3 separate regions of the Mus musculus genome follow, and regions 1 and 2 are each linked to region 3. Evidence: chromatin loops called from intact Hi-C (ENCODE). Cell type or tissue: heart. All regions are shown on one strand. Links, peaks and the distances in the headings refer to the core of each region. The heading gives the core; the rest is flanking DNA. Region 1 has its middle 13 kb from the start of Gm22307. Region 2 holds the start of Sox17 (SRY (sex determining region Y)-box 17). Region 3 overlaps Gm29874 (a long non-coding RNA gene).

Region 1 (10,730 bases), core at 3,261-8,260, 110 kb before region 3:
GCAAGTGCTTTCTTTACCCACTGAGCAAACTCCCCAGACTTGTGGAAGACGAAGAAGAAGAAGAAGAAGGAGGAGGAGGAGGAGGAGGAGGAGGAGGGTGGTAGAACTTGGCTGATAGCAGTTGCCCAAGCAATCAAATAGCCCAAGACTCAGTCACCAGCACTGCTGGGAGGAGGAGAGTTGGTTTTACTTCTTTTTTTAAAAATGAAATTAATTTATTTTTAAATATTATGCACATTGCTGTTGTTTTGGTTCCATATATGTTGTGTGAGGGTATCTGATCTCCTAGAACAGGAGTTACATAGAGTTGTGGCTGCTGGGTGTTGAACCAGGGTCTTCTAGAAGAGCAGTCAGTCCTCTTAACCACCCTGCCATCTCTCTAGCCAGAGATCCCTATTATACGTAAGATGATGAAAACTTCCAAGAAAAGAACCTTGTTAACTTTATCTATCACTTTTCTATAAAATAGATGTAGACTGGGCTATGTCTCTGATAATGAGTGTAGAGATCATTGGTATCCAGAAGGGATTTATAATTCTCAGGCTAACAATTCTTTGTAACTTTTTTTCCTTGTAACTTTGAAAGTGTTCACAATTTAATTTTTAAATTAGACATTGATTCTTAAAATCATTATGAATAATTAAAGACTCCTGCCATAGAAGATCACATATTGCTTGATTCTGTCTGCTAACAAATTTCTTTAATAGACAGTGTATGGGGGAGGGCACTGTAGGCTGCTCAGACCTGGAGATCAAGAACTGGGTTTGTTTGGTGGAAAACCTATAACTCGATAGAGGTTTATACAGCAGAATATACTAAACTGAACTGTACACGTTAATCACATAGACATTATTGTATATGAATTTTATGTCAAAAATGCAATTATCTTAAAAATTAGAAAGCAAAAGCAATCTGGAAAAAAAAACACAAATAAAGATCTGATTTGAAACTGAAAACTATCTTGGCTCGGGCAGCATAGTCAGGATTTCTCTTTACCAATATGGTCTGCCCCAGTGGTAAATAGATCATCTGCCCACCCCCTGAGCATTTAATAGAAAAACATTCTGTTCGTAAGCTTATAGACCAACAGATAAAATGCAAACATCAGAGCTTACTGGAAACGAATTCACAGATACTTCTAAAAGAGGTTTTTTGTTTGACTTTATTTTGCCTAAAGCATTGTGTAAATTTATTTTGGAGCCTTAAATGAGATTTCTCCTCTGTCTTCCCAGAGTGAGGAAGTGCCTTGTTGGCGGCGCATGCTCATTTTCTCGGTTTTATTAAGAAATGGCATCAGGAATTCCGAGGAATTGAGACAATGGATAAACTTACCTTCAGTCAATCAAGTCTGACATGATATAGGCAACTGCCAGGATGGGAAGAAAATCTACTTAGCATGTTCTCTTTGCCCTGATATGAATGAGCTGGCCAATCTATTTTTATCAGACACTCCCACCCTTCTTCACTCTGAGACTTAAGAGATTTCAGAAGAACTTAGGCCAATGTCTGGTAATTTTATATAAGAATGGAGACTGAAGCAGCTTTAAAAATAGTGCATAGGAGAAATTTTTCATTGGTAGTGGATATTTTTTCTACTCCCCACATGAAATAAAACAACCTTACGAATAAGCTGGCAGGCATGTAACTCCTGACTCTGTTCTCTCAGAAATGCTTTCTACAGGGACCTGAAGAATAAGGGCTTTACAGGTCCGCCTCAACAGCAGCCAGACTGGTTTCATTGAAGAGAATATGTAACATATACCAATGTGTAAATCAGATCTGAGGACGGTGGGGTGCCTATGTACCGTGCTCATGGCTTTGGGTTAAGTGCTCAGCACCATTGAAATAAATGAAAGAAAAAAAAACACACAAAAAACCAACAAAACAAAACAAACAAACAAACAAACAAAAACACCAACTAGAAATGCTAAAGTTCTTGCAGGTGTGGCCCTCCCATTGTAAATAGAGGTATCACAAGTAGGGGGACGGAGACATTCCACCACATTGAGGTGGAGTGAAGGTTTGTCAGCTGCTCATAATCATCTAACTTTCCTTCCTGTCTCAAAAGGAAGGGTTTTCCTAAAGTTAGTGGTGGTAAATTTTCTATTTGGAAACAGTTGTCAGAAATGAAAATAAGACTCCCTGTAACATGAAGTGATAAACCTTATCATTCGTTTTGAAATCTGGAAGTGGTTCTCCTCCTTCTCCTCCATATCCAAATAGGTGACAGAATCCATATCCAAATAGGTGACAGAATATGACAGAGTCAGAACGAAGAGTTGCACTCATTTTGGTTGTTGAATGGGTGTACATTTTGCAAAATTTGGTCATTTTTACTTTGGTCTAGGGGAAAATAATTTAGTTGTCTCAAATAATCAGATTTCTTCCTTCCTTCCTTCCTTCCTTCCTTCCTTCCTTCCTTCCTTCCTTCCTTCCTTCCTTCCTTCCTCCTTCCCTTTCTTCTTTTCTTCTTCCTTTTCTTATTCCCTCTCTCCCTCCATTTCTTTTCCTTCCTTCCTTCCTTCCTTCCTTCCTTCCTTCCTTCTTTCCTTCCTTCCTTCCTGTCTTTATTTCTCTCCACAATTTGTTTTTCTGTCTTTCATGACAGAGCTTCTCTATGTAACCCTGGCTATCCTGAAACTTGTTCTGTAGATCAGGCTAGCCTCAAATTCAGAGATTCATCTGCTTCAGCCTCCTGAGTGCTGGAACTAAAGGTGTGTACTACTAGTTTTCTTGACAGCCAATTGAATGGTCTATATTTCTCCACTTTAATTTATTTCTCTAAAATAAAATAATATATGAGGATTTCGCCTCTTTAACTAGGCTGTAGAATTGCTTCTGTAATCAGAAAACCACAATTAATGAGAACTAAAATCGAAAGAGAGTTAGACCTCTTTTTACAGCTCTCAAACCAACAAACAGATCATTACAAACATTTGGGCTGTAAGTAATTTTTACTGTTGTAAACGTATGTGCAATTATTACATTCTGTATTTCTTTTTCTGAATTCAAAAAGTTAGTTAGTAGAAGATGGTTTAACAGTTCTTGTCTTCTATTCTGGTGTGATTTAGACTTTTGAAGAAACATTATATCTAGTTTTGGAAGAGACTGCCTCCTGATTTTTTTTTTGATAACCTATTTGAGTCAGATGGATAGCATGCCCACAAACAAATATCTGTGGTATAATATCAGCTCATTAATTACTGACATGTTCTTCTTTGTAGTCTAATTTGAAGTTAAAATCATAGAATTTTCTAGAATTGCCAGATCATTGAACTTTGCCTTGAGAAGGTTCTGAACTTTAAAGCAATTATTTATCCTATGAATTTATTTCAAAGTCTTAGTCAGTAGAAAGTATTCTAACAATATACCTATTAAAATTATACTCTAACAAATATTATTTCTACTTGATATAATATGATTTAACTCAAGAGAGAGAGAGACAGAGAGGGAGAGAGAGGGGGAGAGAGAGAGAGGAAGAGAGAGAGAGAGAGAGAGAGAGAGAGAGAGAACATTGAATTGTAGAATGTAGTCAGTTTGAGCTGCTTTATTGAGTCAGATCAAACATAGGCTCCTTGCCCGGCAAAGTGGACATGCTAAGTTAGCTCCAGAGCTGATTTGTGGAGCCCATTATGGACTTCACAAAGTGTTCAAGGTTGCTTTTTTATTCGCTCAGCCAGAATCAATAAATCTCTCACCTGGCTTCTCTGCTGTACGCGTCGTGCTGGTTAATCATGTATGTATGAAGGCATAGCACATTAGGCTTGGAGAGTTTTCTAATAGGAGCCAATCTTTAACTACCACAGTGTTGAAAACTGGAAACAAAGGAAAGAACTTCTGACTACTATTAAGGTGTGTTATCAACTAGGAACCACAAATAATTCTGCTGGCCAATTTCCAGGGCCAGAAATAAAGGCATGGGAGGAGGGGAGAAAGCCATCTTCTAAAGTTGTTCTAAGGAATCACAACTCCAGGAAAATAGTTAATAGAGAGCAAGTGTCCAACAAGCAATGGGAAAACAGGCCCACAAATACAGACACAACTCCCTGCCTTGCATATGCACACTGAGGTGCTTTTTAAAGACTGAGTGCTAAACCTCACATCTGTGTGGTAAGTGGAGCAGAGCTGGAGTCAAGGAGAGTAGCCCCTCCCTCATATGGCTCTTTTCCTTTTCTCTAGATTATTCTATTTATATTATAATCTAAAATTAGAGGTTTTTCTAAAGGTGACTCATACCATGCACTTTGGAGGTTTTTAGTCAACCAAATTCTACCCAAGACCACTGGGGATGCTGTTTGGAATATCAAAAATGGGTCCCCCTGCCTTCCTAGGTCTGTCTTACATCTGTAGCTCGCTAGCTTATATGACTTTGGGATAATTTGCTTGCTTCTTCCTTTATGAAGTAAAGTGTACATATTATATGCCCTTTTTGTTGGTTTTTACTTTTGTTTTTATTTGATTTGTTTGGGCTTTTTTGTTTGGTTGGTTGGTTGATTTTGTTATGCTATGCTTTTGGTTTTTCAAGACAAGGTTTCTATGCTTAGCCCTGGCTGGCTTGGAACTCACCCTGTAGACCAGGCTGGCCATGAACTCAGAGATCTGCCTGCTTCTTCACAGTTCTACAGCTATCTTGTGTTTTGCCTGCCTGTATGTCTGTGCACCATGTAAGTGCATGGTGCCATCAGATGCCCAGGAACTAGAGTTACAGATGGTTATGAACTGCCATGTGGGTGCTAAAAATTGAACCTGGGTCCCCTGTAAGAGCAGAAAGTGTTTTTAAGTACTGAGCCATCTTCACATATTATTGAATTCATTTTAAAGTGTGCAGTTCAGTGATTTCTGTTATACCCACATATGTACATATATAACCACCATAAGTGTTAAAATATTTCATCACTTGTCAAAGAAACTTATAGCCCCTCTTGTTTACCCTAGACTAAAATGTTAAGCTAAAAATGTTACACTAACTTCTGTCCTCCAGTTTCAACACTTCACATAAAGAAATACCTGGGTTTGTGTGTGTGTGTGTGTGTGTGTGTGTGTGTGTGTGTGTGTGTGTGTGGCTGCATTCTCTCAATATAGTGTTTTCAAGACTGATATATGTTGTTAACATAGAACAACACTTCATTTTTGTCAATAGTTCAATAACCTTCCTTTATATGAATATGGTACACTTTATTTGCCACTCATCAATGGATATGTTATTCAGTAAGCAGCTCAATTGCATCTATTTGGGGTTATTATAAATGATGCTATTATAGACATTTATGCACAAAGTGTTTTCCTGTGCAGATTTACACTTTGAAGCTCCTTAGGATAGAAACACCAGCCATATGATGACTGTAACACCTGAGCAGCATTTGGGCTGCTTTTCAAAGCAGCTTCACCGTTATAAATGTACTAGCTGTACATTTCAGTTTGGGGTCTCCATTTCCTTACTGGTACTCATTGATGCTTGTTTTGTTTATGCCTGTATTTGGTTTGTTTGTTTGTTTGTTTGTTTGTTTGTTTGTTTGAAATGAGGTTCTCACATAGCTCTCACTGTTCTGAAACTCACTATGTAGACCAGGCCAGGTTCCAGCTCTGGGATTAAAGGTGAGCACCACATGCCCAGCTAGCTAACATGTAAAGAGTAGGTTAGACTACATTAAATGGGCTCCCATTGCTGAGCTCCTGTCCCAGCTTCCCCAACCTTCATTCTCTGCCCATTTGACAGAATCTCCTAGTTCCTCCCCTCTCTTCTTTATAGGATGAATAATATTCCTTTGTATGAATAAACTCCACTGAGCTAAATATCATTATGGTTCAGATAGGAGTCTGACTTTATTACTTCACATGTGGAAATACAGTTGTTTGAGTATCTCCTGTGGCCCTCTAATCCCTAATAGAGATAAGTATTGGGATTTAAATTCCTTTATTATTTCAAACTATTAAGTGTCAGAAAAAGAAAAATCAAAATGCTGTTGCAGAAGATTTGTTTTAGAGGTGACCGTACATACTCAACATAAACAGTAAAGAAAAATAAAAAAAATAAAATAAATAAAAAACAAGCAAAACCATGTGGTATTGTGAGTCTTTTCTTAAGCTTTATAGTTTTTCTATTTTTCCATTTTACAAATCAAATTGTAGACTGCCACTGCACATGGACACTAGCTTACAGAAGCTGTAACTTAGAAGAATCTTTATTAATCATGATCATTACCAACATTCAACTGGAGTGGCTTTCATAAAGCACCAATGCTCATAGAAAAAGGAAAGAATTGTGAAAAATCACTTGTGCATCTGAGTTGCCAATAGGTGGCGCTAGCCATTAAGTCAGTATTACATTTGTTTTTACAATGTCCTAAGATTAATAACCTATAAAAATTCTCCCACTGAAAAGACAAACCACCTTCAGGAAAGACACAGATGAGCAGGATAAGATGGCTCCGTTTTCCTTCTCCCAATGCAGTTAGATTCAAACCCGTAGTCCTCAAAGACAGTTCAGCTGGCTGAAACAGGGACCTGATTACAGATTTGAGTTGTCCAAACATTCAAGAGAGGAGCCTTGGTCCTGTCTATGTTGTCTCTAGGGATCACTGATGCCATCACCTCCCACTCTTGGATCTACCTTTAAAAAATATCTGAGAAGCCGGGCGTGGTGGCGCACAGAGGCAGGCAGATTTCTGAATTCGAGGCCAGCCTGGTCTACAAAGAGAGTTCCAGGGCAGTCAGGGTTATACAGAGAAACCCTGTCTCGAAAAACCACAATAAATAAATAAATAAATAAATAAATAAATAAATAAATAAATAAATATCTGAGAAAAGTAGAGGATTATTTAATATTTTCTTTAATTTTTGCAAGAAAACAGATGGAATTTCAGAAGTGAAGGGTCTACTGGCTCCAGCCAGGTTGTTGCCAACAAAACATAAAGGATTAATAATGAGACAGAATTCAGTAACTTGTGTGCATCTCCTACATTGCTGTAATGGGTGTCAATCAGTCTTGCTGTCTGGGAATTTAAGTTATACAAATGAAGTGTGTGTGTGTGTGTGTGTGTGTGTGTACACTACTGATTTTTACATTGAGAACTTGAATAATTCCAAAATTGATGTACTTTTGCAACACACACTACATGTTAGAGTAATACCATAGACTGAACATAATGACTCTGCTTCATTTTTATTTGTGGTCTCATACTACAGAAGATGGCAGTTAGGCAAATAAACATCATGCTGTTATTTGGTATAAGCAAAGATGTAAATGGAACTTGGAAGACAAAATTAGAACTTGTAATAATATAATTTTTCATATTAGTTCAAACTGAAATTGTTTCATGCTATATGGAAATCCTTAATTTTTGTCTTTAGTAGCATGTATTTAAAATGGTGGATGGTGAATGTTAGCATGTACAATGAGAACCACCAGGATGAAGGGATGCTCTTTCTGGGCACTGGCAATATCTAGAAAACCTCTTACTGACTCTGCACAGAGCACTGAGCGCTCACTCCTCAATGATGTTGTTGCAGAGAGACTTAAGTTTTCTACGGGAATTTCATTAAACATAGCCTAATTCAGTTGTCTTCCACAGTGTTCCCAGGGTGAGCAGTTTGAGTCTGTTAAGCTGTAAAGCCAATGACCCTGTGTTTCCCAATGCATCTCATGTGTGCCTTCAACTCTTTATAGCTTTGAATAAACTTAGGATCAGATGAGAAATGTCCTAGTGCACCGAGCACAACATTGAACACAGCAGTTCATGAAACCTCGCCTTTTTCCTACATGCAGTTTTGTGAATGTACATTGCAGGACTAAAGCTTGCAGGTTTTTCAAAGCAAAGACAACTTTCTTCACCCACCTTGCAGTGTCTGCTGTGACAGATCGTGTCAGATCGATACTGCTGTCCTCTCCTGTCCAGCTAAGTGCAGTTTCTCCACAAGCACCACCACTTCCCTGCCTTTGAAACAATATCAGGGAGATCACCCTGTGACGGAAAGTGCACTAGCAGTTAACATCCCTAAACAGGAAAAAAGTGCATGTGATGAGAAAAAACGTTTTGCATAAGTCCAATAAAGAACTTATCTTCAGAAATCGCCCCCGCCAATCAGCAAAGTACAGGTTTCATGTTTCAGATTAACTCAATTCCTGGCAAATACATGAGCTAACTTGCTTTAAAATGTCCCCTGCATTTACTTGCAGTCATATTTAGCAACTTACTGAGCATTCATTGGATGAGAAGTGTAGTTTGACTCTTACCTCACTGTGCTCAGAACTGTGGTGAGACCAAGCGTATCTGCTTGAGGAACTTAAGACACAGGCATTGATTGGCATTGGTCTCGAGTCTCCTTTTGGATTTCACACAGCAACAGAACTTCCTCATGGGCTCTAAAGCAGAGTACATAGAACTTTGGAAAACTCAAATATGTTCTTGGAATATGTGTGGATTTGTTTTCTAATTTTGTAGTTTATGGATATGGGTTAAAAATCAACATAGATATTGTCTTGGTAACAATACTGCTTGCATGGCTTTCTTAGCTTTGTGTTTATACACAATGGCCCCAGCTAAACCACTTTAACACTCAAGAAGAGATAATGAAAAGGAAGGATGGTTACCTAGCATTCCCAGGCATCAGGCATCAGGAACTTCACTTTTCAAATGGCTTTTCAAATGGCTGTATCAATAATATGTATACAAGATAACTTACTACTTACAATGAAGTATGTTGAATAACTCTGTTCCAATATTGTGGGGATGAGTACCCAGGACCTCTCACACATTAGGCAAGTGAGCTTCATTTCTATTCCCTGAATATTTTTGTTTTGTTTTGTTTTTTGACACTTGTATCGTAGGCATGTCTTGATCTCAACTGGCCCAAGTTGACTTTGAACTGCTGATCCTTCAGCCTCCACACCCTGATTACAGCATGAACCACTGGGCCTGGTTTTGAAGTAGTGAGGATTAAACCCAGGGCTGTGAGTATACAGCAACACTTAACAACTGAACTCCATCTCCAGCTTCCAGGAACAATGGTTTTGTTTGTGAAAGGCATGCTCTCTATGCCCTAATGAGTGTTCCTCTGGCACATGCATAAACAAGTCACAAGAGCTTTGTGTTACTGTGTTACTGCTTGGAGACAGGTCTTGCTGTGCAGCCAAGGCTGGCTTTCAAGCCTGAGATCCTCTTGTCTCAGGCCCCAGAGTGCAGCCACGTGCCAACACAACTGGCCAATTCAAGATCCAAAATCTTATTTCAAAGCCTTTGGGGCCTATCACAAAAACAATGAACTGCACATTCATATCTTAGAGAGGTCTGGTACACTACCCTGCAGGCAGACATTGAAATGTGAGCATAAATGGGAATCTTTTCACTCTTGAAAGTAAACAAAATGGAAAAGAGACCTTAACGTTCATTGTATCCCTGTCTGATAGGTTGTAAAATTGTTGTGCTTTTCAGGACTGGTTTGTTGTTTGTTTTAGAATTCTACTTGAGATATCATGAACCTACCAGAGGGTTCATTCAGCCCATATGGTCCTCACATCTGAAGTAGACTGTTATATGAATGCTCGTTAGCGTTCAGAGAAGAAGGCTTTTCATAGCAAGGAGGAATAGAAAGTATGACTTTTCATTGTCTTGATATGTGCTTATGCATTTAGCAGGACTTAGCCCAAGAGGTATGAGGCTGGCTGAGGGAAAGGGCACAGCTGTCACCTCCTGCCAGTCAAAAAAGCTACTGATGTTTAGGGACAGGAACCTCCACCAGCGGGTGACCCTGGAGTGCAGGTCAATAGGCTCAGGCAGATGAACAAAGGTCCAAGCTTGTTACTCCAGGAGGATCGAGATACTGTGGGAGCCATAGCACATTGACTTTTGAAAAAGCAATGTCTAGGTTAGAATAACAGATTCTGAGTAGCCACAAATATGGTTAGGCTGAGTTTTCCCTATGGTTTTAGGTCCTAGAATTGTAGAGAAGGAATAGTGGACTTGTGCATTTCTCCCACTAGCTAGTTATATTCCTCAGAATTCAGTCCTCTGTGAACTGTCAAGTGATTTATCTATAGCAGCACCTCTGCTTTTAAACTGCCCTAAGCAAGCAGTCCTACAGTGGAAGCTGTAGCAGTCAACTCTGGGTAATTTATGTAACAGTGGAATTGGTCAGGGCAGAGGAGCCAGCAAGAGTGGATAAGTATCATTGCACAGTCAATGATGGCATAAGGTTGAAACTGTAGAATTCCACATTTTAGCCCTACTGCATGTTACAAGTGTCCCAGGGGAAATTGCCCTGAGCCTCTCCTCTTTAAAGAGGTAGTCTCTCTAGTGAGATCTTTTGACACCAACACTGGGCCTTCTATGCAGTTGTGCAAACACCACCGTCTAACCCAACCCAGTAAATCTTCAAATCATTCTGTTAGCGTCAACCACCATTCAAGGGAGTGCCTTCACAAAGGCTGACACATCAGCAGGAGAATGAATAACTCTAGTGGGAGCCCTCCCAGGGAGGGCCAACCCAGGTGCAGAAAGAGCCCAGAAAGGTTAACCCAGGACACATCTCACTTCCCTCCCTCCTTTGCTTCCTTGCAGCCCCCACTCATTAAGTCCATAACACTGAGGCTAGGCAAACTTCTTCAGGCTAGGAAGGCTATGGATTAAGAGAAGAGCAGGAAGTGAACAGAACTGTAATATGAGTGTATGGAATTCTCAAAGGATAAATAAAAATATATTTTAAACATTCTCTAAAAAGAGGTATGTGACAAG
Region 2 (10,730 bases), core at 2,240-7,239, 130 kb before region 3:
CTGCATATGCTGCACGCGCAGCCGCTCGGCCTCTTCCACGAAGGGCCGCTTCTCTGCCAAGGTCAACGCCTTCCAAGACTTGCCTGCAGGGAAAGGTGGAGAGGCGCGCAGGGTTACCCGAGTGAGCTCCGGCACCCTGACCCCTCTCTGGTGCAACCTCTCACTGAGCGAGCAGGTGAGAAGCCCGGTCCTATTCGGATGAAAGTGTTAGATCGCGTCCTTACAGGACGCCTAGAAGGGGCTTCCTCCCTTACCTTTCTCCCCTTAACTCGAAAAACTGCCAAAGTCCCCTGATCTGGGAAGGGGTCGAGCCAGGGCTGTGCGGGTTACCTCTCTGAAATACTGAGAAACCCTTACATTCGCTCCTATGGCCCAAAGACCAAAGTGTTACTTTGGCGAGAGAGGGAGCTGGAAGAAGGGATTGAGTCTACAGCACACCTCTTGGCTCAAGGAAGTGGCTCAAGGAGATTCTCTGGAGTGCGCCGGTGCCCTGTATCCCCCTGGTCCGACTCACCTAGCATCTTGCTTAGCTCTGCGTTGTGCAGATCTGGGTTCTGCTGTGCCAACCGCTTGCGTTCGTCTTTGGCCCACACCATAAAGGCGTTCATCGGCCGCCGGATGCGAGACTCCGCTTTGGCTCGGCCCGACGTCCCGGCTGGCGCCCCGCTACTCGCCACCACCTCGCCTTTCACCTTTACATCCCCGAGGGGGCTCAGGGACTCGGCCCAGGGACAGGGGCCCAACCCTGCCATCACCGCGGGCTGCGCGCTCCGGGGCTGGCTCTGGTCGTCACTGGCGTATCCCGCATCCGGGCTGCTCATGGCTCTCCAGACCGACCCCGAGCTCTGCTATGGCCACGGGACACGCCGCTTCCCCCGACCCTGAGGCAGGGATCGGAAGCTAGCCTGGAGATGCCCAGAGGAACTCGTAAAGCTGAGCGGGTGCTACCCTCCCGCTGCTCTCCTGGTAGACCTAACCCTTCGCCTAATCCGCGCTGGAGATCTACCCAGTGACACTGCGGGTGTCCCCCCGGGCCGCGGGGCCCTTTTCTTTATGGACGCGGCCAATGGCGAGGCGGGGGCGGACCGGACCCTAGTCCTTAGGCCCCCGCCCAGCCAGTGGTCCGAGTCCCAAGTCCCACACCCGCCCCTTTCCCCTCCCCCGGCAGTGTTCTGGCTACACCTGCCTTGGGGAAAACTGGCTGGAGCCGGGCGCTGGCGCCAAGACCTCTTGGGGAAATAGGAAGGCTGAAATTCAGATGTCTGGAGGTGCTGCTCACTGTAACGGAAGATTGAAGAACAAGTCCAAGGTTGTTCACATCAACATACTAGGTATAGGTATTTATTCCATTCTTTTAAAAAAATATTACCGAAGGTAATTAACTTAGCATGATTTTTCAGAGAAAAAAAATCCTGTTCTTCTCCCAAGAACTCATCCATCATGCTTATATTATAATAAAAATATCCAAGGTAAATAGCAAGTTGTAATAAAACAAAGTTTAACATAAAATGCTATATCACTAATATATCACTGCTCAATAAGAGCTCAAGTCAACCCTGAGGAATTTCAGTGTGAAACATAAAAATATAAAACAAAAGCTCCTTTTGTGTGTTCGGCAAAAGAGGCAAGATCTGGTTTTATTTCTAAAGACTTGCAAGGCCATGATTCCATCGCAAACACCACGAGATTAAAATGTAAAATAAAGTGCAAAGACAGCAGCACTGTGCTGTTCCTCGGAGGAAAAGGATCAGTCCATTTAAGCAGCAAATCCGTAGCGTGTAAGACTGTTAGCCTGACAGACGGTTACAACGTTTTCTTAAGACTGGAATGAAAAGCTGACCACCCTTAAATTTATTTTAAACCTGAAAGTACTTTCCCACGGGCTTCAAAACATGCCTTCCTACAATGCTTATCCCAGCAACCACTCAGCACCCTCCAAATATTAGCAAACTCATTTAGTTCTAGACGTAGTCTTTTTCAAGGGCAGCATTATAGATTCTAGGAGAGGAAAGGGAGACTCATCACCTGTTAAGGCAGACACTGGGAGAGTGTTACACACACTTAGCAGCCCTCCTTCAGACAAGGAGCTCCAAAAGCTCTGTGTTACATTTGAGTTTGTTTGCATGTTTGTGTTGTTCTCTACCAGATCCAACGGTCATCCTTGCGTAGTTTTAAGGTAGGAAAACTCAAAGGAATGGTGATCGAGCTCAGTTTGAATGTTCATCTAGTACAATTCCGAAAGACAGTCTATGAGATGCCTAGTGCCTGTAATTCTATAATTCCAGCACTTGAGATGTGGGGGGCAGAAAAATACGTTCATGATTGTCCTTAGCTACATATGGAATTAGAGGCCAGCCTGGGCTACATGCAACCCTGTCTTGAAGGAGAGGAAGAAAGGAAGAAAGGAAGGAAGGGAGGGAGGGAGAGAGGGAGGAAGGAAGGAAGGAAGGAAGGAAGGAAGGAAGGAAGGAAGGAAGGAAGGACTCAACATGTCAGTTTCCAAAACAGACTTTCTTTACTGTGAATAGCTGATTGAAAAGTATTACTTACTTGTATCCATGAGGTGACATGCTGAGGTTTTCCTGTATTATTTCAGAGACCAAATCTGGCTTACTGGAGGTTCCAAAAAAGCACAGAGATTTTGATAGCTTCTGGTCTGCAGTTTCTGGAGCTACTTTGTCTCCAAAGAACTCATACAGAAGCCAGCTTTTCTCTAATTTGTTATGTTATAAAGCAGTGGTGACCCTCCCTCCCATTTAAAGCTGGAGGTTGTGTGTAGAGATCAGTGATAGTAGTTAAAACTCCAGGTCTGTAAGATTCATACAAAGGGGGTAAAATTAAATCTGCTTTAAGAAATAAAAAAAATGATATTTTAAATTGGTAATTTAAAAGCAATTGGTCTTAAATCTAACTGATAATGTGCTTTTCCTCAAAGCTTTTTATTTTTTTCTGAAAAACATTAGCTTGAAAGTAAAACAAAAAAAATGCATTTCAGATGTTTAATCAAGGAAACTCTAAGGGTAGAAATAGCAATTTTACAAATCGATTCTCTAGCCAGGTGCTCTTTAAGAAAAAAAAAATTCTATCTCTTCTGTTGTTAGTTTTGAGACAGTCTCCCCATGTAGCTCTCCTGCCTCTCAGAAGCAGGGACGCAGTCCCTCACCTCCACAGTGACTCTTCTCTTTTGTATCTAGTAATGGGCATCTTTTCAAAGATCTCAGGGCCTAATTTTCTCTTTCCGTGTTTTTTTTTTTTTTAAATAAACTACGGGTTTTGTTTGAAATGACGATTGAAAACAGTAGCGGGTCCAGAATGCATTTTCTCTGTCTTCCCTGTCTTGGTTGATTTCTCTAAAAACTAAGAGACAACAGAAATATAATTCAGGTGTAGGTCTAGAAAATGTATTTACACCATTTTACCTGGGTACCTAGTTCTGTTCGAGCTCCATAAAAGGAACTGAGAAAGTGGTTAGAAAGAAAGCCCGGGGATGGGGAGGCAGCGTTATTTACAAGCATCCCTGAAGATTAACAACTGATCTTTCTGAGGGAAAGCACAAACACAGTAGGAGTCCAAGCGACCACTTTTGGGCTCTTCCCCGTTCCTTAAAACAGCCTCCCCTGGAGTCCCTAGATAGCACTTTACTTAACAAATCTACCAGGAAATGTGGCGCTTTCCCAAGACTAGTCCCCCTTCCCGTCCTCTTACCTAGATCTAACTTCTGCTGACCATTCTCTTGATAGATACTTTGGGAGGAGTGTTGGGGCCAACCGCACTTCAGACCCGCCAGCAGTGTGAGTGGGCCATATTTCAGTTTCTTCACTAAATGGGTGTTGGAAGCCGAGCTCACGACGTTATCAAAGCCAGCCACAAATGCCACAAGTAAAGAAGCAAACATCCGGAGCGGCTTCCTGCAAGCCTTGCTTCCCTCAACACTAGAGATTTACTGGGGTGGGGGTGGGTATCTGGACTAGAAGCCTGGCACGCCTGTCTGCTGTAGTCCGCAGCGGTATCACACTCAAACAGTGCAGGATTTCTAGGTGGCTACTGCCTAAGCCACATCCCCAAAGCAGACCTGAGGCTCGAAAGGCTGGGGCAAGGAAGCGTCTAATGTAACTAGAAGCTGTGCCCGTAACCATTTGGGGCCTGTAGCAAGCGGGTTGGTGATCAACTGGGACTCCGAAGTGGGAGAGTCTAAGCCACTCTTCTACAGCGAGCCTCAGAGTGAGTGGTTGATTTCTCGAAGGTTTTATGGTTTTGGTGTTCTGATGGCCAAGGCCTGTTAAAGGACATTCAAGTCCAATTGCACAGGATCCGTGGGCACTCAAGCAGATCCGTGGTCTGTGGAGAGCAAGTTCATGAGGGCGGAAAAGGGAGCGTGGGCTGTCATCACGGAGACAGCCCCCGGCGGACTCTAAGATAACAGAGACAATAGTACCACTGGACGGTCTAAAATACGTGCCTCAGAGTCTGCCTCTGAGAACACCGAGCGTCGTGCCCCGGGCTCCGCACCTCCCAGGTAGGGCCACGCAGAGCGATGCGGTCGATTGGCACCTTTCACCCGGGCACCAAAAGGCGCAGTCTCTTCTCCCCTTTATACCTTTCGCGCTCTTTCCAGTCCCTGGTCAGTCCCCAGTGGGTCGGAGGTGGAGATGGAAATTCGGGAACTTGAGAGGAAAGAGTGGCAAGAAAGACAGTGATCACCGGCCCCCACGGTGGCCCAGAACATTCAGGCCAGACCCTGCAATCTTCGCTTTGCTAGCCTCTCCCGTGAGAGCTGAGAACGTCTGACCCCAAGATTAACTTCGGGGGCTCATTCCGCACACCGTTGGGAGCGTGCATCCTGGGTGGGCGGGGTCTCACGTAACTGTCCGAATCTCTGTCTAATCGTGCCCCGAAACCCCACCCTAGCAGCTGGCGACTCGGAGACCACGTCCTCCTTCCCGCTCGGCCCTAGCTGAGTTTTTCCGCGGCGAAGCAGGAAGTAAACTGCTCCCGCTCCACTTCCCAGCTCAGTAACCGGTCGGGAATGTTTCTTAGAACCCATACCCCATCTGTGTTCCCCAGACGAAGTAAGGACTCCTCTTTATTCCTGCTCCATGGAACCTCAGGTTCTCTTGGGACGGTAGTCTGAGAGCTAGGAATGAAGCCTTGCTCACATTTCTTTGTCCTCTTCCTTGAAATTTAAAGACAATTCAAATATGGCTTGGGTTTTTATAAAGGTGATGGCTGCTGTAGCCTAGTAGTACCACACCCTAGGGAAGACGGGCTTCCTTGGAGAAAGGCAATCCTCGCCTTGCAGTCTGGCCTGTCACTGTGAGCAGAGCACTTGCACTCTCTCCAGAGAGCAAACTGGGTAGGACTGCTTCCCAGGATGCCCAGTGTGGCATCCTTAGTCTTCTTCTCTGATTTATTAATATCCAGCTCAGTCTATGATCCTGTAATACTCCGTTCCTGGACTGTGAAAGTGATGATGACTACACAGTGGGTCAAGCACATTGAGTTGTTTCGTTGAGTTTGCTTTGGTTTTGTAGCAGAGGCAATAGGTGCCTTTCCATCCAGAAAACTCTGCTCCCAAGATCCCCTATCAGGATTAACTGCATGGCGCCAGATTGTTGGTTAGGGCAAGGTATGTGCTCTGTGATCATGGAAATGATCAAAGTTAAATAGGACTTGCCACTCCTGACAGCACTCATTACCTCCTGTATGCGCTTCAAGCATAACAGATTTCTAACCTGAACCTAATTTAGCTTCCAAAGCTTAAAAACAAGAGGGAAGAGTTAGGAAGCCTTCCGGGGTTTCAGCTGGGTTACTTGAATGTTGTACTCTACCCATTTGGTGAACATGCCAACAAGTTCATAGCAACACAGGGTCTTCCGTTCACTACACCTTTCAATCCTGGATCACAGGGCTTTCCAGCCTTGACTACATACTTACGAATAATAGAATGTCCAGATTAATCCTTGGGTCTTCTTACTCCTAAGTGGAAACAGTAAGGACCATCTCCATAGACCTTAAAGGCTCATATGTCTGGGTCACAGGACTTCTGGAGAGTAATATTCTCTCCACGTCTCCTTCAATAATTCAAATTGCATCTGAAATCACAACATTACTGGGTGTTTAAATCCCACGGCTATCTTAATGCTTTTATCGAAGAAAGCCAGGCTGAAGATGCACATACATAATTTTACAAGTAGCTATATGATGCAAAAGTAAATGTCTGTCTTTAGGGCATTTGGAAAGTTATCTTTGAAATTAATTTCTTCATAAGCATGGTAATGTTTACAATGCAGTTTCCCTACCTCATCTGACCCTCACAACTGCCCTGGAAGTTACTGAAGTCGCTATGCCCGCAGTCCTCTTTTGGTGAAAAAAGAGCAGCGACTCAGTGACTTAACGCCACATAACAAAGGTTCTTAGACCATATCATTTTTCTAGCAGGAAACAATAACAGGCCTTATTATGAATTTATTTCTGTGCCATGTTTACAAATAATGAGAGACAAATTGGAATTTACAAGGATTAAATAAAGGAGTCAGTAGTGATGGATTAAGGATCCTTGGAAAAGAATGAAATGTTCTTATTAACTGGGTCATGATACTTTTGATACCAGAAGTACAGCAATGAAAAAGAGAAAGTATCATTTAGACTATCTGGGTTTCTGCTGGTCAGTGCTGTCACATCCTCTCACTCGCAGCACTTGGGACACAGAAGCAGACACATCTGAGTTTGGAACTAGACTGGTCTACAGAGTGAAATTCAGAACAGCCAGGGCTACACAGAAAAACCCTGTCTCAGAAAAAAAAAAAATAGAATATCTAGGTTTTTAAGAAGGAAGCCTAAGCCTTACATGACATCTCATTTATTTTGATATCTGTTTCATACAGGCAAATTCTAATTCATCTGAGCTACATGAGAAGAGTTCAAAGATGGAGCTAACATTCTAATATAAATAAAATGAAGTTTTCTCATTGTGTGCCATGTTCTCTCAGACTATAAAAGACATGGTTAGCTTTGATGAACTATTGTAATCTCATCTATCACATACTTAAATGACTGGTAACTTCAATATACATTATCAAGCCGGTTTTAAAGACATATAAATAGGTAACAATTAGGTAAATTCCCTCCTCTCTAATTGGTCCAGAGGAAAGAAAGTTTCCAATTATCTTGTTATAAAACAGAAAGTTATTATCTGGAGCAAGTGAGTGATTTGTTTGATGCTTCTAATCATCCCAAGAGACAAGACTGCTCATTTAACCAACAAACAATTATGCAGTTCCTATTAAGGATATGGCTTTCTATATCGTCATCAGTGAGCACAGACATGGGGAAGGGGCTGCTTAGGACTGGACTTTACCTCAGCAATACATTAGTGGTACATCCTTGGAATGTTATGGAATCTTTTAAAGACCCATCTGTAAGCTGGGACATAATAATAATAATTCCAATGACTTCTGGGGTCTTAATGAAGATTCATTGTTCATAAATTGCTTAAAATAGGGTTAGACATAATAGTACGTACATATATGTTTATATCAATAAAAATGTGCTGAGGGAAACAGAAGCTACCATTGTATGGGGTAAATGAATGTAGAAGCAGCAGAAGTCTGTTTTATAGCATTTAATGCCTCTGATAGAAATATCTATGATTGCTCTGCTTTTATCAATGTGTATTGCAAAGCTTTTAGGGAGGCCTCTGCAAACCATTGTGTGTTTTCTGGTTATATTTGAACATGAACATTTTTTACTCTGGTAGTAAGAAAAAAGTTGCGAGGAGGCATGTTAACCTTCTAGCTCTAAACCTAGAAGCTGGAGAGCTGGCTCAGTGGATAAGAATACTACTAGCTGCTTCTCCAGCCGACCTAGGTTTAATTCCCAGCACCCAAATGGCAGCTCACAATCATCTAGAACTCCTGCTCCTGGGAGTCTGAATCCTCTTCTCACCTCTTTGAAGGTGTGCACTACAAGGTGCACATACATACATACAGGCAAAATACCCATGCACATAAAATACATAAATCTACTATGAATAAATAAATAAAACTTTAAGCCTCACAAGGAAAGATACAGAGAATCATGAAACATTTGGCATTCCATTTAAAAATTGAAACACAAAGACACACCTTGTAAGGCAGTCCTTAACTGATTGACTCTAGTGGGAGCCTAGATTCTTTTCCTGGAGCTTTAAAAGCGAAGTTTAATTTCAGTGACTGAACCTGGCAGACAAGCACAGCCATTCACATCGAAGGATGACTGAACCACAAACGTGTAAATCTTCTAGCCCAGTATAGGTCTTCCGTGCTGTAAAGTATAAAAGAATTCCAGATTCTACTTTGGTTGGTTGTTCAAATAACTTAATACCAGATCTAGCAAGTGACTCAAATTGTCTTATACTAGGTTGTCTTAAAAGAAAAACTGGGGGGAGAGGGCCTGGGGAGATGAAAACACCTGGTCTCTCCAGAGTGTTCCTAGAAAAAGAAGTGACAAAATGACCATAAAAACTTTTGGAAAGTAGAGTGCTAACAGACACAAGTAGTTCACAGACGTGCTCTTTGCTGTGCACACCAGAGACAGAGGGAGTTAAAGAAGACAGTACAGAAAATACGATGCTGACATGAAGTAAAAACCAAGGTGCTAAAATTAAAAAAAAATTAAATATATTTTTAAAATGTTTTAAATTGATTGTGTCACAGAAGGTCTCACCTTTGACCCAAGGGAAAGCAGACTGTTTTTGAGTGAGCCAGGACTAAATGAGAATACTTGAGTACAATATCATTTCGTTAAAAAAAGGTTACTTCAGTGGTTAGCTAAGGACTGGACTTTAGAAGCAGAATTACCAACTCTTGCTTTTTGACATTTTTCTATATCACTTTACTTTCTCCTTAATACTGCCCTAATGTTTGTGGGATACTAATGCTAATAAAGACTCTAAACCCCACATCCTGCCCTCCAGTTCTCCCTAACACACAGAAATCTCTTCAATTATGAAAGGGGTTTTAATTAATACAGCTTTGTAAACACAGACAAGTTTTGTCTTGTTTTATATGTATTATTTTTAAATGTATTAGTAGTAGTAGTAGTATTTTAAATCAGTGCATTTGGAAATAATGTTTAGTATGCAGAGCAATTGCAAAACAGATTAACACACTGTAGTTCCTTCACAGAGAACCTCCAGACGGCTAATATTTTCTTGTTTAACCCACCTCTCCTTATGTAAATAAACCATCCCTACATTGGTTCTTTCTTGCTTTTTCTTTCTAAATATATGAAAATGAACAGAGTAGTATACTTATAGCAATTATTATACAAAACCTGCTATATCAGATATTAACATAAAACTATGGAGTACAGGTGCTACATCAACTCATAATATGGTTACTTTGCTATAGCCTGTATGTTAAGTTGTTTTTATACATGCCACCAGTCTTCCCAGCCATTTGAAGTTAATTTGTAGCTTAGTGTTCTATCTTCTCTATACATTTCTAGTGTGGATTCCCCTAAAGTTAGTGTGTGGCCATGTAACCAGTCACTAAATGAACATCATCATCCTACCTGTTTCTTTGTTTTCTATTGCTATGATAAACACCATAACCAAAAGCAATTTCTGAAGGAAAAGGTTTATTTCATCTTGCCACTCACAGTCCTTTGCTGAAGGAAATCAGGGCAGGAAGTCAAACAGGAAAGTAGAGGCAGGAACTGAAGAAGAGACCAAGGAGAAATGCTGTTTCCTGACTTGCACCTCATGAGTTTGCTTTTTTATACAACTCAGGGTCACCTGTCCACAGCGATCTAGGTCCTCCCACATCAGTAAACAATCAAGAAATGCCCTCCAGACTTTCCTACAGGCAATCTGGTGGAGAACTTTTCTCAAGTGAGGTTTCTCTAGATCTTGTCTGACAAAAGCCCATCTAAATCTCATGTCTACTGTATTTTGCAAACTGATCCAATATTCTGTCTTTTCTGGGTCTAAATTCCAGAATTACATAGAGTATTTTGCTATCAAGACTCATCAGTCTTTTTCTGAGCTAACTTTCAGACTCATTCTTTGTGAGGATGTCCTCACCCTAGTCAGACCAATGTTGGCCCACACATTCTTTGCAGGAACCCCACAGAAATTGTAGTACCCTCCTCTCTGGGTGTGCAAAGCACTGGTGATGTTTACCACTATCTCCTAGTTCCATTAGTGTCCACTCATTGTCTCTACCTTGAAGTCATCATTTCCCCCTTAATACTTGCTGGTTTTATCCCTGTAGGGGAAACTTTGCCTGTATACTAATATCCTGTTCCTCATCCGACTTCCATTCACTGGCCTGGCTCTGTACTTGACAAATGACAAATGTCTCAAAAGATTGGTTCTATTCTTGTTATCCTATGTCTATCAAAGTATTCCTTTCTTTTACTTGTTGTGTGTTATTGATATAGGCATAGAATCACAGGTTTTATATTAACAGTTTGTTCTCTTTGATTGTTATTATTAGATGAGGTCTCCTGTTGCTTCAAGTTTGACCTTCAGATCTCCCTTTGAGCTTCCCCCTTTATCCTTTGATTCTGAGTCATTTTTGGCCATTTCCATACATCTAGCATAACTAGACATTGCAGATTCATCCTGTACTTTCCTTGCTTCAGTTCTATCTCCAGGGAGTTTTGAGCATCTGTTTCAGAGAGAAAACATTTAGAAAGGAAGGCCAGGGCTCTCCTGGATCTGTAGGCATCACTGATTGAGCATTTTG
Region 3 (10,730 bases), core at 3,850-8,849:
AAGATGGCAAGTTATTTTGAAAGAAAGGAAGAAAAAACAGACTGCAGAGGAAACAGAATGGCCCTGCATCTCATAGGGCAATGGATTACTAAAATTACCCCAACTTCACGGAAGAGAACTGAATTCATTTGCACATTTTCTTAAGATTCATGTGAGTTACAGTAAGACCACACACTATAATATTGAGGAAAAATGAAGACCAGACATCAATAATCATCATCTTAAAATTGAGATATTTTCCCTAGAGCACAAAACTGGTCATGGTAAGAGTTACATTTTCCCTGAGCTTTAGCATCAAACAGTGTTGCTTTTACACTTTCCAGACAAATTCAGGGATAGATCTGATTATAGTGTGATAAATCATTGATTACAAAGATACAAAGATATAGAATAATTCTAAGTCAATTTTTAGGTTTTAGCTAATGTTCATGACTGGTGTTTATTTGCAACATTCAATTACTCAGTAAAAATTTACAAAATACTTCCTGTGCACTCCTAATGCAGAAGTGAGTGGCAGAGAAGCCAGGATGCTCTCAGTCCACCCATGAGGCTTCAGATGAGCCAGTGGATAAGTAGTGGCCTGGCAAGGATGAATGTGCTAAACTATCAACTCTCATACTATTCGTTGAGTGTATACTATTTCTGAAAATAATAGGTTTTTTTTCTTTCCCAAAATCAGAGAACTTTTAAACTGACTTACCTCTAGAGGAAAACCATGTCCTTCCTCAATAATGAAAATTTTCTACTGTACGACATCATTTTAATTGTGTCTTTGCAGGAAGGAACAAGCCCAGAGTGATGGGAGACTGTTGTAATCCGTGACCTCTTCTAAGATACCCGGAACTTTCCTTTGTTGTCCAGACCTTGTACGAACACTCTGCAAGTCAGGCACTTCTGGCTTACACCCAATTTAAACATGGCTCAATCTCATGATACGCCAAATCGTTATCAGACGACCCGTGCTCACACACAAACACAGCCACTATCAGCCATAGACAGGCCATAATCTGGCAAAATCTGTACAGAACAGAAATAAACACAATGCGTGGTGTGTATTAATAAACTCGGCTTCTGGCACATACTATCATCACAAAGCCCCTGGGAGGGAAAGTGTGGTGAGGCTCACTTTCCTTCTATGAGCCTTTTCTTGTATATAAACAAGGACAAAGATCAAGGAAAGAGGTGAATCCCTGGGAAAGCATATCTCATCAGTCTTAAAAATAGCTACTCACTCTTAAAAGGGGATAGTTTCCATAGTGTCATCTTCTTAGGAGTGACTGAAATATCCCTCTCTCTCTCTCCTGCCAACCAGCCTATTGACTGCACTGTGCTTGGGAGATAGGTGAATATAAGGTTTCTCAAGACCCAATTTGCAGCCTTGTTGCAGCCCCAAGACAAAATTTTTATTGATTCAAGACAATTTTTTAAAAAGCCATGAGAACAATTTTTCCATAATGCTAATTTTTAAGTATATATATTTAAGTATATATTTAAGCATATATATGATACAAACTGCAAAATACATGAAAGAATGCCGAGTCAAGAGCTAGTCTTTTCCCCACCCAGTTGGCAAGCATCCATTATTATTTTCTTAACATGCCCAGGAACAGCATCCTTTGAACATATATTCTACATAATTTTCTTCATTTTACCATTTTGTTTTTGTTTGGTTTTGCAGTGCTGAAACCCAGGACCACATTCTTATTAGATTAATGCTCTACCACATCTAAGAGCAAAATTCTTTTTGTCTTTTACAATTTTTAAACTATTATTGTCATGAGGATCTTTATCAATTGATGGAGATGTCTCCCTGCATTAGACTAAATATAGTCACACTGTCTTCATTGATCCATGTTTTTTTGATCCAGTGTTACTGTTAGTAAGTGGACTTTGGTCTAAAAATATCTTACTTAGCTAAATTAGGAATTGGTTGCCCTGTTTCTGTGAGTTGACAATAGATTCTATCCCCTCAATCCTTTCAACTCTCAGACATAGTTTGTTTGTTTGTTTTGAATTTTTCTAAAAATCTAAGAACTGATAGGTTAGAATAGTTGATTGTTCAGTAATCAAAACAGGACTTGTGAGCCATGGATTATATTAATTGAACCTCAACTGCCATTAATCTTCCCTTTAAAAAAAGTATCCTAACTTTACATCTAAAGAGGAACATACTCTCTCCTAGAAGTTGTTATTTCTATGCAAGAATAGATAGAACCTGCTATGTGTAGTCCATGTTATTTAAAGCAGGCCCATTAGACATCATCACAAACTCTGAATGAGCAATGAGAAAGGTTAGTAATTAGCTAGGCTTGGGAAGGGTTGTTTGTGTGTCTGTTTGAGACAAATTCTCAGTGTGTAGCCATGTAGGCCTGGAGACACCTTGACTATGGCAACTTTTATACAAGAAAACATTTAGTTGGGTTCTGCTTACAGTTTCAGAGGTTTAGACCCATTGTCGTCATGGTGGGGAGAATGCTGACACACAGGCAGACATGGTACTGGAGAAGTAGATGAGTATTCTACTTCTATATTCATTGGCAGCAGGAAGAGAGAGGGGTGGGTGGTCTGGCTTGGGATTTTGAAATCTCAAAGCCTATTCCCAGTGGCACACTTCCTCAAACAAGGCCATGGCTACTAGTTCCTGTCAAGTAGCACTATTTCCTGGTGACCAATCCATCATACAGATAAATCTATTGGGTTCATTCTTATTCAGATCACCACAACTCACTCCCTAGCTCCATAGCCTTGTAGCTATAGAATAAAGCAAAAATACATTCAGTCCAACTTCAAAAGTTACCATAGTCTATCATAGTCTCAACAGTGTTTAAAAGTCCAAAATTCAAAGTCTTGTCTGAGATTCAAGGCAATTTCTTAACTGTAACCCCCTGGAAAATCAAAATGAAAAAGCATATCAGATACTTCCAATATGTGATGGCACAGGATATACTTTACCATTCCAGAAGCAAGGAACGGGAGCATAGTAAGGAAATCCTGGACCAAAGCAAGACCGAAACCCAGCTGGGCAAACTCCAAATTCTGTATCTTCATGTCTGATATCAACGAGCTCTTCAGATCTCCACCTTCTTCCAGCTTTGCTGACTGTACCACCACCACCATCTCCATCCATCCATCCATCCATCCATCCATCCATCCATCCATCCATCTATCTATCTATCTATCTATCTATCTACCTATCTATCTATCTAATAATCTCTCTCTTTCTTGGGCTGTTTCTACTTCCTGTTAACAGCTCTCCTTGGCAGGTATCCCATGACTCTGGCATCTTCAACATCTTGGGGTCTCTAAGACAATCTAGGCTTCACCTTTACAACTTCACCAAAAGGCCATTCTAGGCCTCCATTTAGGGACACCCATGACACATGCCTGGTCTCAGCATCTTTTCTTAGCCATGGAAGGAGATTCCAACACCCTTTCTTTTATCCTTGACGCTAAAGTCAAAATCATGGGGCTGGTGTTATCAAGTTCTGTTGTTTTCTGGGGCTGGAAATTGGCCCATCTCATTTAAGTTATGTTGTCACCAGCTTCCTATTTTCTATGGAATCCTCTACTGTTTAAGCTTTTCTGTAATTCCCTTTTACAAGTTGGAAGCTTAGCTGGGTGGGTCTTGCCCAGAGGTCGCCACTCCCTTTATTCCATAAAGCATCAAGCCTTTCTTTAAACTTTTTGTCTCCTTGAGCACTGGAGATACATTCACTTCAGCTCTTCGTTTCATTTCCTGATGCATCTTTCTTCCTCAAACTGTACATTTTGTATTTTTCCTTGATCAGCTTCCTCCTTTTCATTATAGGTCTGTGTACGAGTGGCAACAAACACACACACACACACACACACACACACACACACACACACCACAGTCAATACTAGGCTGTCCAGAAATCTCCTCTGCTGATGTTGTTAACCCAAAAGTCTTCAATTTAGCCTCAGGCATACATTTTGGCACAAAAGAAGAAATCAGCCACATCCTTTACCACAATGCCACAAGAAAATGTCTCTAGGCCACTTACTAATAATCTCCTCCACTGAAACCTCTTAAGTTGGGCCACCATAATGTCATAATCTATGTTACTTTTGGCACCACTGTCTCACAGTCTACACCTTCTTACTAGTATGGTCCCATTAAGTTACCCTTAAAGAGTTAAACTGCTTCCCTATTCCAAAGTCCCAAAGTTTACATTCCACACACAAGGAGCACAGCCAAGCCTGTCTCCAGAATACCCAACTCCTTGGTACCAACTTCTGTTTTAGTTAGTATTCTATTTCTATGAAAACACAGCATAATCAGGGCAATTCTTATAAAATAAATCATTACATTGGAGCTTGCTTATAGTTTCAGAGTTTTAGTCCATTTTCATCATGGTGGGCAGCATGATAGCCCACAGGCAGACATTGTGCTGGAGAGGTAGCTGAGGGTTCTACATCTGCATCTGCAGACAGCAGAAAAGGAGAAATTCTGAGTCAGGTTTGGGCTTTTGATACTTCAAATCCCACCCCCAGTGATAACAAGGCCTCTAACAAGGCCATGCCTTCTAATCCTTTCAAATAGTATCCCTTCCTGGTAATCAACCATTCAACTCTATGAGCCTGTGGGAGCCACTTTTTTTCTTTTTTCTTTTTTCTTGGATATTTTATTTACATTTCAAATATTATCCCCTTTCCTGATTTCCTTCCCCCGCCCCCAAAAACCCTCCTATCCCAAACCTCTCCTCCTGCTTCTATGAGGGTGTGCCCCTGTGGGAGCCATTCTTATTCAAACCACTACACTACATGATCCAAAAATTCCCCTGCTGATTTTAGACTCTAAAGAATTGAAAGAAACACTCAAGTAGTTATATATCAGGGTTCATACAGCTCGATTCATGATAGTCAAAATGTGGGGGCTACTTATAAATAGATGAATGGATGAACAAAATGTGGCATGGATCCTAGAAAGGAATATCATTTAGAAAGGATGAAATTCTACAACATAAATAAAGCTCTAGGACATTGTGCCAAGTGGTCATTAAAAATAATGTATCTACTTTATATGTGTCACCTTTTTATGAGTCCACTTAAATGAGTTACCTAGAATTCATGGAACTAGGAGGTAACGTGATGGCTATTGGGGACTGAAGGAGAAGCCATGCAGAAGTGTTGTTTAATGGGAATGGAATTTCAGTTTGGAAGATTAAGACAAGGTCTAGATACGACTGGTGAAATTCATTAAACAGTGTGATGTACTTGATGTCTTGGAGATGTGTAAATAAAATAATTAAAATGGTGACTTTTATCTTATGTACGTTTGTACATGTCCCACAATAAAAGCCAATATTCCGAACTCTTACTATGGCCTATGAGGTCACTTGGGGTTTAGGACTTGCCTTTATCCCAGACTTTCCCTCCCCAATTTCCTCTCTGCCCCACTCATTCACACTACGACCTGCACACTAGGCTTTGTAACTTCATTAAGTCTATCTGCTACCCTGTTTTTAAAGGACCAGTAAGGGCCTAAGTCACCATTACATCAGGGCCTCAAGGCTTCCTTTTGTGATTGAAGTCATGGAAACTCAAAATGGTTGTGTGCCTCCAGTAAAGGGTTGCAAGTGTTCATCACTTGCTTAATTCATTCATCCTAAAAAGAGAGACTTTAATTTTTTTGCTGACTGTCTTTAGTAGTTTCCACAGGCAGAAGGAAAAAAAATCCTCTTCAACTTTCAGACTGAAAAATAAATACATTTCAAAAGGTTTTCTCCACCTCTGCCTTCCATCGTGGGAGTTGTTCTCCAAGGGGGAATTCCTCTGAAATAAAATTGGGAATGGTGCCAAGGCAGTTCATGTCTCCAATGCTAAGTCTTTTGACTCGAGAAGATGTAGCCCCGCCCACTCTTTAATCATATCTGAGGAAATTCCCCTGGCCTGGGTAAAAGATCATAATATCTTAAAGAAGCTGATGAGCTCATGAAAAGCAGTTGAGTTTAAAAAGCGAAGAAACTTCCAGAAACTCCTTGCGACTGTGTTTGCTGTTCATTAACCCCTTGAATTTTCCAGATGAGTACCATCCAATATTTAAAATTATTTTCAAATTTTCTTTTATTGACTACACTGCACAGCTAAGAGCTGCTTTTTCCTAACTCTTCCAGCTGCACATTTTTTCAGGAATACTACAACACTTAGGGAAGGAAGCTTTAAAATTGCCCCCTGATCTATAATAGATCTCAGGGTAAAAGTTATCTAATACCTACTCTCAAAATTTCCTAAGTAAAAGTGGTGATCTGAAAGAAAACCACCCTGTGAGTTAACACACTCACACTTACACAAGTACTAAAAGTCGGTTCATACAGCGTGTCTGACCACCTTCCACCTTTAAGGCAGGTGTGTGAAATACAGTGCAACTCACGTATAGAGAAGCTGTTTCCCCAAGCTCCTGAATACACTGCATTTCTGCGTCTGCTCTCTGACTCCTATTTACACACGGGCCTATTTTCTTGACTCATAAAACAGAAAAACTTCAGGAAACAAGGAGGGTTGAGAGGGGGTGGGCCTTCATCTGAATCTTGCTCTGTTCTTTAAGAACAAGTTTGGGAATAAAGGGGGTATCTGGACCATGACAGTTGTTTTAAATGCAGAAAACAAGAGATTGCCATTTATGGACAGTAAGTGTGTTCAAGTACAGTGTCGAGTTTTGTGTGGTGATAAGGCCAGAGCAGGAAGCCCGAGGGGCCAGGAAGGAAGTGCTCTCAAGCTTGGAGTGGCAGGGTTGAACTGTGAGCAGGGCAGGCTCAGGGCTGCAGCTAGACAGAAATGGCCCTATTTTTAAAAGATAAACAGCCTGGGTTACCCAGAATACTCACAGTGGCTGCTTCACATGCATCCAAATGAAACAAGGAACTCACTCTTTACTTTGCCTGGACACCTTCAGTCTCCCTAAACTTTTAGCTTCTGAAAACTAGATTATGACTTCTCCAGTGTCCACTGTTGGACTTGCTACCCTAGAGGACTTCAAGGTGTCTTGTTTCTGTCATCCAACCTTAAATGACTACCAGCATTGCCATGCCAAAAAAAAATTTACTATGAATTAATAGGATAAAATATTCTCACCTTATTAATAAGTTCATAGATATCTCCAAAATGGAATGAGTGGGTCAATATCTGGTGATCTTGGCAAGCTGCTGAGCACTCATATGCAAGTACAGGTTGTTATCAGTTGCTATGCTTAGCATCATGTGGGGCATAAGGCTCAGGATTTATTGGCTGCCCTGGCTGCCTTGAATACACAACACCAATTTTCATGTATGTTCTTTATATGAAGCATTATAAGCCAAGCATGATGGTGCATTCAGGAAGGAGAGATGGTAGAATCTCTATGAGGTTGAGGATAGCCTGGTCTACATATCGAGTTCCAGGATGGCCAGGACTACAAAGAGAGATGCTATCTCAAAAACAAGCAAACAAACAAAAAGCACTCTAGAAGCAAAGCAAAATACTAGTGCTTTATATGTACTTTGGTCAAGCCGTGATAAAAATATAGAATAGAACCATCAAGAAGAGTGGTGAGGTGTCTTAATCAAGTTCAGGAGGAGTGAGGACCAATAGAGACTTGAGGATAAGTGTACCCTGACCAAAGGAGTGGGAAGAAACACCAGAGGACAGATGTGTTTACAGCTATATGAGCAGGCTGCTCCAGGCACAGGACACAATAATCCCAACGTGTCCAAGGCACTTCGGCACTGCTGTGAATGACTGGCATCCCCTAGATTTTGACATGGAGCATCATTAAGGTTACAGATTCAGGAACATAGACCAACCCCTAGAAGCCCATGGTCTAATATATATACCATCTGCTATGCACAGCCTCTGTCCACCAGAGGCCAAACATCCAGTCACAGGAAAACTCAATAGCAGCACAGCATTGCTCAGAAAGACTGATTGATGTGATATATCTTTAATTTTTGTCAAAAAAAAAAACATTAAAGAGCCAGGTGTGGAAACACATGCCTTTAATACCAACCCTAGGCAGGCAGAGGCAGAGGCAGAGGCAGGAGAGTTTGTGGCTAGCCTGTTCTACAGAGACAGTTGGAGGACATCAAGAACTACACACAGAAACCTTGTTTCAAACAACAGCAGTACAATAATCAGAGGATGAACTAGCTCTGAAGAATCAAGATTTCAAAGCGGACAGACGTCTCAGGATCTTCATGAAAGAGGAATGACAAAAAAGCCAACCCCCACACCATTAGTAATTGGAGGAATGTAGCCTAAAGCCAACATAAAGACTCAGTTTTATTGTCAAGACTTTCGCTCATTTGTAATTGTTTCCTCGCTTGCTTATTTGAGACACCATCTTATTATGTAGCTCTGACTGTCCTGAAACTCATTATAGAACTCACAGAGATCTTCCTGCCTCTTTCTTCCCAGTGCTGGGATTAAGGTTATGTGCCATCACACCTAGCTCTCAAAACTTAAAAAAAAAAAAAATCTAGTCTTCTAGTCTTCTCTAGTGATGGGTCCCCAATTGGTTTTCCACTACGAAGTGGTCAGCCCTTAAGTGAAATGTATATAGATTCAGTGGGATGCAATTCCATATTTATGTGAAGATGAGAGAGAGAGAGAGAGAGAGAGAGAGAGAGAGAGAGAGAGAGAGAGAGATGACAATAATTTTAAAAAAGAAAGAGAGGCCACAAATTTGAGAAGGAATAGGGAGGAGGCATGGGAGAGGTCAAAGGGAGAGGTCAAGACAGGTAAAGGGAAGAAAGGAAAGGGGGGAGGAAAGTAATTATCTTTTAATTTAAAAAAAAGAAATCATTATGAAAAATCTTGATTCATAGCAGAATTGAGTAGAAAGTAAAGAAATCCCTGTGTTCCAGTCCCTGCTCTGGCAAAGCCTCACTGCCACAGTGATGCATCACTACAGTCCACAGAGCCCGGAGAAGGGCATCTACCCTTCACCTTGATCACAATAACCAGAACTCAGAAACATGCTAAATACCAGCCATGCAAGAAAAAATGGACAAGGAAGACAGGTTCTTTCTCAGTATCTTAGAGTGACTGGTTGCAGAAAGCATCCATAGAAACTTAAGAAGGACTGGGGATACAACTCAGTACTGGTATGGTCTTGGTCCAATTTCCACCACGGGGAAAAAATACAAAGATGCAAAATTCTCCTAAATCAGGCCCCTGTATCTGCAGAAGGGCATCTGAAGACAGTAAGCAATACTAAAAAAAAGAAAAAAGAAAGAGTAAAAGACACAAGACAATGCATGAAAAATCATTTTATTTAAGTTTCAAAAATGGTCAAACCAAACGAGTTATTATTTGTTAAATTATCGGCATACATTTCTGTGTAATTACATTCTATTTTACAATTAAGGTACCTTATTAAAATAGGAATGCTGTAAGTTTTCATTTTTCTTTCTGTGTATGTATATGCATGTGTGTGCATGTGTCTGTGTGTGTAGTATATGCACACATGAGGAACCTGCACATGAGCTAACATGTGTGAATAGAAGCTACAGGAGGATATTAGGGGCTCAGTTCTATCACTTTCTGCCTTATTTTCTTGAGATAGGGTCTCTCACTGAACCTGGAACTAGGCTGGTGGCCAGCCAGTCTCAGCAGCCCTCCTGTCCACCTGCAACATCACTGGGGTTTTAGGTGAATGTACAGCCATACTCAAGTTATATTTGGGTGCTGGGTGCTCAGTGTTCCTGCTTATGCATCAAATGATCTATCCTTCCTCCAGCCCTTAGGGTTGTTTATGCTTTTATTTTAATATCTATGTTTTGGAGGTTTTGTTTGTTTGTTGCTTGTTTTTGCTTTATTTTGTTGTTTTGGTCTTTTGTTTTGTTTTGTTTTGTTTTAGGTTTTGGAGATAGAGTTTTTCTTTGTAGTCCTGGCTATCCTGGAACTCTCTTTGTAGACCAAGCTAGCCTCAAACACAAAGATCTGCCTCTATCTTCCAAGTGTTGGGATTAAATTCATGGGCAATCACTCCTGGCATGATTTTTCTTTTAAGCAGTTACCTCTGGTATAAAAGTAAGGGGTCACTGGGAAGCTATCCAGGTGTGTGTGTGTGTGTGTGTGTGTGTGTGTGTGTGTGTGTGTGTGTGTGTGTAAGACAGAGACAGAGAGAAAGAGACAGAGACAGACAGAGAGTCAAGAGTTAGACAGAAACAGACAGAAAGAGATCTGTCCTTGAAAAAAATAACAGCCTAAGAGTTGTGTTCTCTTTTTGTGAAATAGTTTGTCCTTTTTTTTTTTTTAACTGTTTGAACTCAACCTTTACACATTCAAAATCAGCCTGGTACAATACCCTGGAGATGCACACAGCTGTAGGAATGTTTCCTTCACTCCATTTGCTTGTGTTTTTCTTACAACTTTATGGCAAAGAAATCTGCGGGGAGAGGAAATGTGATCAACCAGAGAGGTAGGAAAATAGCTCCACCCAGTATCTTCCAGAAGGAAGGGTCAAGACAGCAGAATTAGAGCAATAATACTCACTTGTCTTCTGCCACAGTGAGGGTTGTCATTATTTTATGCACCTAGGTGGAGTACAAACAGAAATCCTGGCTCCCTGGGCTTCAGGTTTTGCTCAGAGATTTTACAGAAAGCATCCACACTTCTTGAGTGAATTCCCATAATCTGACTAAGGCTCTTGCCCTGCCCTTTTGTTTTGATGGTCCCCTCATGGGGAAGAATACATCCTGGCCAGAATCATCTGCCTAGAGATTAACAGG

What was found. Peaks named below come from ENCODE experiments on the same cell type or tissue, not always from the same donor. Only the 100,000 strongest peaks of a DNase experiment are listed, where the experiment ranks them.
Region 1: it touches region 3 in a loop (1.9-fold over the local background); 3 of 42 quality-filtered maps call a loop at or near these places.
Region 2: it touches region 3 in a loop (2.2-fold over the local background); 2 of 42 quality-filtered maps call a loop at or near these places.

Annotation. Positions count from the first base shown.
Region 1 is chr1:4,510,446-4,521,175 of GRCm38, forward strand. No RefSeq gene overlaps it. Among named protein-coding and RNA genes, the nearest start is that of Gm22307, 13 kb to the right of the region's middle. In heart, for the core only: CTCF peaks have their summits at 6,291 (motif pointing right) and 6,490; no DNase peak of the experiment used is centred there.
Region 2 is chr1:4,492,586-4,503,315 of GRCm38, forward strand. It overlaps Sox17 (SRY (sex determining region Y)-box 17), which reads right to left and starts at 4,769. Exons shown (of 5, transcript NM_011441.5): 1 at 3,706-4,769; 2 at 2,551-3,357; 3 at 1,187-1,278; 4 at 515-881; 5 at 1-83. The coding sequence starts at 821. In heart, for the core only: no CTCF peak of the experiment used is centred there; DNase peaks (open chromatin) are centred at 4,026 and 4,896; H3K4me3 peaks cover 1,878 bases; H3K27ac peaks cover 998 bases; H3K27me3 peaks cover 2,744 bases.
Region 3 is chr1:4,616,743-4,627,472 of GRCm38, forward strand. Gm29874 (a long non-coding RNA gene) reads left to right here. Exons shown (of 5, transcript XR_001778816.2): 4 at 1-263; 5 at 779-1,063. Among named protein-coding and RNA genes, the nearest start is that of Gm37323, 13 kb to the left of the region's middle. In heart, for the core only: no CTCF peak of the experiment used is centred there; DNase peaks (open chromatin) are centred at 5,869 and 6,729; H3K27ac peaks cover 513 bases.